Regions from separate parts of the Homo sapiens genome. Here region 2 is linked to region 1. A link is a contact called in ENCODE Hi-C data. All regions are on one chromosome and are shown on one strand. The core of a region is the stretch at or near the end of the contact, and the rest is flanking DNA. Distances in the headings are between cores, read along the strand shown. Region 1 holds the start of IFT74 (intraflagellar transport 74). Region 2 has its middle 34 kb from the start of LINC01243.

The links. A loop is a pair of places that touch in the nucleus more often than their neighbours do. Pooled maps may share reads with other maps.
Region 2: a pooled map shows a loop between it and region 1 (14-fold over the local background). The contact joins the enhancer-like site here to the promoter of IFT74 in region 1. A Hi-C loop is called at or near these places in 5 of 50 pooled maps.

What each region holds. Positions count from the first base shown.
Region 1 is chr9:26,953,976-26,958,419 of GRCh38, reverse strand. IFT74 (intraflagellar transport 74) reads right to left here and starts at 2,008. Exons shown (of 20, transcript NM_025103.4): 1 at 1,904-2,008. IFT74-AS1 (IFT74 antisense RNA 1) reads left to right here and starts at 2,113. Exons shown (of 2, transcript NR_121605.1): 1 at 2,113-2,293; 2 at 2,405-2,640. RefSeq lists a silencer at 435-729 and enhancers at 1,326-2,060, 2,061-2,796.
Region 2 is chr9:31,344,874-31,349,317 of GRCh38, reverse strand. No RefSeq gene overlaps it. Among named protein-coding and RNA genes, the nearest start is that of LINC01243, 34 kb to the left of the region's middle. RefSeq lists enhancers at 2,013-2,072, 2,103-2,172. Within about 2 kb of position 2,082, at least 7 of the 41 ENCODE cell types and tissues checked have a DNase peak (open chromatin) inside an H3K27ac peak, as active enhancers do.

The sequences.
Region 1 (4,444 bases), core at 759-3,258:
TTAAGTGGTCCCCTTGCCTAACACACATTTTGCCTATTACTTTCTCTGGGAATCCTTCCATGACCAGTCCATAACTGGTCTTGGAATCTTCGTCTTCTTCAATTTCAGTGTATAGGCCTGTTCTACATGCTACCATGCATCCTGTGTATTACTTTATTCCAGAACCTATCACACCACTTGAAATGATCTGCTTAAGTATTTCTCACCCTTTATGGCAAGAGCTGAATCTTAATCATCTTTATATCCCCAAAATCTGTCTCAGTGATAAGCAAAAACTTTGTTCTCTCTTGTATCTTTTAAATTTCCTCGTACATAAAGGTATTGCCAATTACAAAAATTTACTAAATTGTTAAAAAGCAAACAAAGCGACCGGGAGCGGTGGCTCACGCCTGTAATCCCAGAACTTTGGGAGGCCGAGGCGGGTGGATCACGAGATCAGGAGATGGAGACCATCCTGGCTAACATAGTGAAACCCTATCTCTACTAAAAATACAAAAAAAAAATTATCCGGGCGTGGTGGCGGGCGTAGTCCCAGGAGGCGGAGCTTGCAGTGAGCCGAGATCGCGCCACTGCACTCCAGCCTGGGCGACTGAGCAAGACTCCGTCTCAAAAAAAAAAAAGGCAAACAAAGCGTGTGTTGGACTAAAATGATTTCTCTGTTTCTACACTCTATGTCCAGTACTACTTTTCTGACTTTTCTTAGCATTACTCGTAATCAGTCCTTGGACTGCTTCTATCCTTTCTACAGTCATGCATCTTTATAACTCCAACTATGTGTACGGCTCACTAATCAATGTCTACAGTTCTGCCCTTTCAACTGGGCACCAATTTTGAGTTTTCAATTGTTTATCTGAAATTTCCATTCAGATATCTCATTTGAATATGTTCACATCAATCTTCCTGACCCCACTAGCTCCCTGATTCTAATTCCTTGCCATTTTGAACTCTATGTACAAAGCAAAAGAATTTCAAATGGAAAAAGGAATTTCATGAAATGACTCTTTGAAAAGGAAGACGGTGTATGATCAAAATGGTTTTTCCAGAAGAAAACGAGTACAATAAACATCTCTTTCCAGTGGAAAAGATATTACTCTAGGTTTCCTGCTAACTTTGAGAAAATGTACAACATAAAAAATTTCACCCAATTTTCTTTGCCACCGTTTTACTGTGGTGAAAAAAAGCTTACCATTATATTATTACCAGTGGGATTAAGAGGCGGGCATTAGCAACAAATATACCACTAACTTCGGGGTTATTCAATCAAAGAGTCACACAATTTCCAATTATTCACACAGAGAGGCAGCCTGGCCTTTGGATCCAGAATGATTAGCGATACAAACTAGTGCTGACAAAGTTAGCGGCTGCATAATCTTGCCACCTTAATTAACCCCTCAGGATTTCATCTTCTGTAAAACAGAAGGGTGACATCTACCTTGCAGGGCTGTTGTGAAGACGATAAGTATTACATTTAAAACATCTGCTTCTAATTATTATTACTATCGTTATCCTCCCTAAGCCAACCATTCTCACACAGGTGAATAAGTGGAAAGTTGCTAACTGCCCGCACTGTGATCAACAGACAGAAATAAGTCCCTTCCACTGTAAGAGGCAGAAATGTATTGCTTTGACTAAAATCCTTCAGCCCATCGCGGTCCTTCCCTCTGCTCTGTGCTTGGCGGGTCTCCTGCGGGGGGTCGGGGAGGGGTCGGGCTGTTGGAGGAGGTCTGTTCGCAACCTTCGCTCGACTAGAATTGGTACATGCCTGGCCTGGCTACAGGCCCGACGGTAACAGTTAGCTAAGACCGAGTTTGAATTTGTTTTGTTTGGAGCGGATCAGCATCTCCAAGGCAAGAGAACAGACGTGGGAGGGAGGGAGGAAGAGATGGGACCCGGGGATTCTCACCTCCGCCGGCGCGGAAGGAGGGCAGTTGCCCGGCTCGCGGGTGCCTTAACTTCTTTCTGAGGCCCACGCTCAGTTTTCCTCGGCTCTCAGGCCTACCCACTAACTGCCGTGCGCCGCGGCGTATCCCGGCAACGGGGGCGGGATAGCGGAGGCTCCTCATCCTGAGTGACCAATCCTCCGCCTCAGCCCTTGGTTACACACGGAGCTCTCGCGAGAATTGAGGATATGTTTGTTTCTTCACCACGCTTCAGTGCTTTTTGGAAAAAGTGGAAAACAGCGGGGCGGCTGGAAGACAAACATTTTATGTGAACGTTTGGTTTTCTTGATAATCAGAGCAACCTCCGTGTGCCTTACTTGAAGTAACTCTAGCGAGTTTTGCTATGTCCCTAGGTAACCTCACGTCGGCTAACGTTGTTAACAGGTTACATTTGAAGTTAAGTGGTAGGCAGCATTGTGCAATTTTCTAAACTCCTAATTTGTGGTAGTTTTCCTTCCTATTAGGACGGCATAGCGTACACAACGCATCATGAAGTATGGATGCGATTCTGGCACCAACTGTTCCGTTCCTGCTTTCACCAGAAGCTTTGCGTCTTTAAGCTTCCTTTCATTAGAATTTGGATCCAAGTTTGTGGGGAAGACTGTGAATTCAATGGAAAGTGTCCTTTTTTTTTTTTTTTTTAATTTAAGAACTACTTCACCTTAAATCCCACTTCTCTAATAAAATAACTTTTACTGTATGTTTCCTTCCAATCTTCATTGATAACAGCTTAAATGTGATTGCATATGTATTGGGATTTTAACATTATTTTACACATTATTTCCAACTTGCCTGCCTTCGAGGAGTTAAAAATCAATACAACACAAAATGAGATAATGTTATGTGGCTGAATTCTCCCTTAGTTTGTGAAACATTTTCATGTAATTATCTCATTTGAGCTCACCCTATTTGCAGTGGCCATTTGTCATCCTTTTGGCAGAGTTTCTCCCTTACCCTGCCCCCCAACACCCTTACAGGAACTGAAAGTGACAGATACTGGCTTTCCTAGTCTTCCTTATTACTGGGACATGAGTATTATTGCTTGCTAGACTCTCCAATCTAATTTGGTGGACTCAACTCAAACTTGAATGACAACCAGAAGCAGGACTTCAGAGAGTCTGTTGAAGTAAGGGTGACAGCCGCAGTAACTACATCGTTTCCGAGACTGCAATGTTCTATCACCAGCAACCAGTGTCCAGCATCAGTGTGTTGTTGCAAGCTGCAGTGTTAGGTACTCAGAGGCTTTATTGGGAGGAGAACCTCTAGCTTGTTTCTTCAGCTTCTGGGAGAGTCTGTGAGCTGCTTAATGTCCTTTAATAAATTCATTTTCAGCTTTTATATCATTTATAGATGATTTCTGTTCCTTGCACTTAAGGACCCTGACAGATATTAACAGTTGAAATTGGCAGGACAGATACTATTATCCAAGTTTTAAAGAGATTAAATAATTTGCTTAAGCTCATTTAGGTAGTAAGTATTGATCCCTGTCCCCATTTCTTTTTCATGATGAAAAAGGAATAGAGAATAGGAATACATCTCACTTATTTGCCTCTGAGCTTCCTTAGAGTAGGCACCATATCTTATTTGACTTTGGATCATTATGTATTAGGTTCTGTTGCTTTTAAGGTTATATCAAATTGGAATTAGGTTATATCAAGTTGTAATTTGGTTAGTAATTAGGTTATGTCAAATTTTAAGTTTATTGTAAGACTACTTGTGTTTCAAGTTCCTTTCTGTCTCTAGTCCTTTTCACTGCAATTCTCTCTTCCTGGAATCTTTGTCCCTCTGCTTTTCACTGTCCAAAGTCCTGTTCATCATTCAGGTCTTAACCCAAATGTCTTTTATTAGAGAGGTCTTCTCTGCCAGTCCATACTAGATTAGTGCTCCAACTCCTTCTGGCCCCCCACCTCATTATATGTCCTCAGTGCACCCTGTACTATTCCTATCTGTTAAAAGGTAAACTTTGGCACATTAAAATTTTAAAGAGCTTATTTGAACAGACAGCAATTCATGAATTAGGCAGCTCCAAATCATAAGTGGTTTGGGGCTCCCCCAGAGGTAGTTGAAAGCTTTCAGAGAGTAAATGCAGAGCACAGCAAAGAAATTATTTGACTGGTTAAAGTTTGAGCAGTTGCCTTATTTGGACTGTTCTTGTGGGAAGTTCAAGACGATATAACTGATGACTAGTTGGCCACTTGTGATTCCGTTTTAAGTTTCAGTTTCCTCATGTAGGAACTCAGTGCATTAGAGCGACTTCAGTCTAATGGCCTCCAATTTAATTATTTTAACACTACATATCACTCATTATAACTTGCAGTTATATGTTTATTTTTGTTGTCAAAGATAACAAACCCTGACAGTAGGGACACATTTTTATCCATAATTTACTACTGCAATAGGGAAAATAGTCCAATGTGAAAGGAATTCAACCTTGATTTGTACAGCAGTGATTGGATGTTTTAAAGGGAGAATGAGGGAGTAGGGAAGGGAGCAAGTGGGTACTC
Region 2 (4,444 bases), core at 833-3,332, 4.4 Mb before region 1:
ATAGTCCAATTTATTTTAACTTTTATTTTAGGTTCAGGGGTTGCGTGTGCAGGTTTGTTACATGAGTATGTTGTGTGACACTGAGGCTTGGGATATGAATGATTCCATCACTCAGGTAGTGAGTATATATGCAATAGGTAGTTTTTCAACCCTCAACCCTCCCCTTTCTTCCCCCAACCCCAGTAGCCCCCAGTGTTTATTGTTCCCATGTTCGTGTCCATGTGTAAAAATGTTCAGCTCCCACTTATGAAACAATGTGTGTGCAAATTGTCTTAGTTTAAAGAAGATCTTCTTGAAGATTTGAAGTAATATGCTTTCCATTCTCCCCACCCTGGGAGGATTTACACCAATGTGAGAAAAACAACTAAAACTGAAATAATTTTACTGGAGCTGCAGGATATTGTACGCATTGCCCAAATGATCATTTCCATTTCTAACATATGTTACCTTTGTCTTTATGAGTTTGGCTCAGAGAAGAGATAATGAATGACAGAAAGATAAAGATTAACATTTTAGTTTGAAAATCTGAATGTCAATTTGGAGAAGTATCATTCTCCCACTATAAAATATCGATTCAGAGAAAAATATTTGAATTCCTGTTTTCTGTTTAGAGTTTCATTCCTCTTGGGATATTTCTGAGGTTATCATAACACTTTAGCAACTGTTTTTTAAAACAGAGCCTTCTTATTCAGATTATTACATTGTTTCATGCTGATAATGATAGCACAGTTGTTTGGATTGAATCTATTTTACCAAACTAAATGCTTATATCCTCTCCCATTTTGACAAATTTCAAAGTGCCTCTCAATTGTTGCTGTAATCTTTAGATCCTGTGGAAGGTTTTTTCCACACTTTCAATACTGACCTCTAAAAGGTAAATCAGTATACTTCTTTAACACTCACAAATTAGTAATCATCTGTAGAATGCTTAGAATCAATTGTTAATTTTCAGCATCTTTTGACCATCACTGGTCTGTCTCTGACCTGTCTAGCTGTAGGGGATAAAAGCTTATAGCATGTGAGGTTGATTTCTTTGATTTCTGATTCAGTGGATATTATTCTCATCAGAACATTGAGAATGCTTTCAGCATCACTGAAACTTTAAGACAGTTGGCTCTCCCATCTCAGGTGTGCCAGGAGGCAGTGTATGTGTGTTTACATGAATACTAACCAACAGCTGTCCCTCTCCAAGCCTTTGTAGTACTATCTTCTCCCCATAAGGTTTTTTAGTAGGTTCCAAATTGAAGTCACTATGCTATATGTTGTCTACATCAAGCAAAGCCAACATAATATGTCATCTCTTGAGGAAATTACATCCGAATTCAAAGCTCATTGTGGCACACTTTTTCAACATTTGATATTTAGAAAAATACTAACATCTACGATTCTTTTTTCCTTGATTTAAAATGAGATAACTAAATACATTCTAGTATTAAGTGAGATACCGTATTTAAAGTGATTAGTGTCAAACTTTACATCCAGCAGTATTCAATAAACATTAACAGTCATCACTATTATACTGAACTAAAGCTCTTTGTCTCCAGATATTCTGCTCTAGCTAGAATGTAGAATTCGTAAGAAAAAATTGTTTCCATTTTTTGGAAATTGTTTCCTAGATAAATTAAAAGTCCTATGTTTTTAAAGGCAAAAAGTGCTGGTGATTCAAAAGACTCTTAATGATTATGTTCCAGAGAAATACCAGAAGTTTCTAGAAAAACAGAAACCAGTGATCTCTTCCTTCTCTCAGGCATATGTTAAACCTCGGCCACGGGTGGGTAGAGGATCAAGCCTGCCAAACTTAAAGGGACTGTTATGGGATAAGGAGAAACCAGCGGAATGGATAGCAACCATTTGAACTGATGTGATAGATTCGAGTATGTGGGATCCCAAATATACAGCTAAGTTTTTCCTGCCTGCCAGTTCTTTTTTACAGGACATTTTCTGAAAGCATAATAGAATTGAAGGCTGGAGGATGGATTGAAAAACAGAAATAAGTCTTTGAAGTCCTGCTGTACTTATATCACAACATCCTGCTAGATGTACGGAACCACATGTTATTCTTAAGAACAGGAAGCTAAAAGGAAACTGAAACTCACTCAGCAGCAAAAACAAACAGGCCAAACAACTCAGCTCAGCCCTGAAAGGATTAAAGTATTGTCCCCTGCGTGTAAATGTATATCAAAAGAGAAAAATATAATAGTATTTGGTCAAATTACAATTTTTTTTGAACACAATATTTGGTATACAAAAAACATTTACATAAGGGGCAGAAAACCGTAAAATTAATATTCATATTCAACAGTTAAATAAGAAAATGGGAACAGAACAACAAACAACCTAAGTGTTAGAAAAAACACTTTATAAAAATGATTACAAATAAGAGAAAAATCAGAGAGAAAAGTGGACAAAATCAATGAAAGTATTGGTCATTTTAACAGATGGCTGAGAATAGGAGATTATTATTTTCACAGAAATTTTATAATTTTATAAAAGAACCAAATGTATTTTCTTCAACTAAGAATTTTTTAAAATCTTAAATAGTGTTGCTTGGATAGGGTAACAGCAGACTTGTCACAGAAGAAAAAATGGCTTAGAGAATTTAAGATACATTAATAAAACTATACAAAGTATAGAGTGAGCATAGATTAATTTATAAATAAAAGAAAAAATTAAAACAGAGTATCAGTCTTCTGAGGTAATGTCAAATATTTTTCCATGTTAGGAGACTGAGAATAACACAGAAAGATAATTAAGACACAGAAAATTTTGAAGATACAATATGAAAGAATCTCCTAAATTTGTAAAACCTTTAATATGAATTTCAGTAAGCTCATTAAACCCCAAACAGGATTAATACAACACAAATACACATATGCACCAACCCAAAGCATATCATAAAGGCTTCATAAAAATGCTTTTAAAAACTTAAATATTGTCATCACTGATAATGAAACCCAGATGACCAGAAGGCAATAAAATGTCATTTTTAAAGAGCAAAAAGGAAAAGAAAATCTAGTCAATAGTTTTTAATCTAGTGAAATATCCTTCATAAATGAAAGTAAAATAAATAGATAACTGGAAAAATGAAAGCTGAAAAAAATTTGTCTCCAGCATACCCACAATAGAAAAAACAAAATTTACTCTTCAGGTAAAGGAAAAATGTTTTCAGGAAGAAGCACAAATCTGCAGGAAAGTATGAGAATGATAGATTAATATAGATAAAGATAAAAGTCTATAATAAAACATTAAAAGATCTGTGTAATTTTGGATGTATGGCTTAAGTAGAATAAAATATGGTATTTATTTATATATCAATAATAACAAAAGATTGTTATTCTTGTTAACAGATTATTAAAATATTAATTCAAACTGAGCTCAAGTTAGCCATATGTATTTTAAAGTGCTAAGTAAACATTAAAATAGGAAAAGTGAAATGCAATAGTGCTGACAAAATAAAAAATTACTTGAGTTCCTCAAAAGAGACAAAAATGTAAAAAGAAAAAACAGAAGGAAATAGCAATAGCTTGTATATTTTAAAACAACCTCATCGGTAACTATATTAAATATAAATGGTCTAACCACTCCAATTACATTAGAAAAACTGTCAGATTTTATAAAAAGAGGCTTAAATATAGGCAGTTTACAAGTGAACCACTTAAGTATAAGCATAGATTTCCAGAAAAAGTTGAGCAAACTACATGCAAATAAAGTAGAAAGATGAATATAATAACTAAAGTAACAGCAATCAGTAAAATAGAAAATGGATTAACACAAAGGACATTGAAACAAGCCAAATTTTGTTTCACTAAATAGGTTAAAGCAAGAAGGAACAAAAAAAGAGAGAAAAAAATTTCTAACAAGATGATTGAGAACAGGGGATTATTATGAATTATAAAATATTTTAAACAGGAAGAGAATATTATGAGAAACTTTATGTCTATAATATAACTTAAATAAAATAGGCAAATTCTTTGAGAAAAATAACTTTAAAAAACTGACACAGGAAGAAATGGAAAACCTGCACAATTCCATGTCAGTTAAAGAAATCGGATCTGTCATTTCAAACTTTCTCATTAAAAAAAATCTTTAGACATAGATAACTTTTCTGTTAAATTCTATTAAATATTTATAAAATATATAATAGCAAACCTATGAAAAAAATTTTCAGATATTCGAGGTATAGATAATGTTTCTCTACTTGCTATCCAAGATAGAACCCTGATAATAAAACCTGGAAAATATTACTTGAGAATAAACTCCCTAATCAATATCTCTCATGAACTTGAAATAAATTTAAAGAATTGCCTGTTTTCATGTAGTAATGTATGAAAATGCTGATATATAATAACTAAGTGTTTTACTCTCTGTGAATGAATGGTTGTTTTAGACTTTAAAAATCAGTAAATCAGCCCAGGTGTAGTGGCTCCTGCCTGTAATCCCAGCA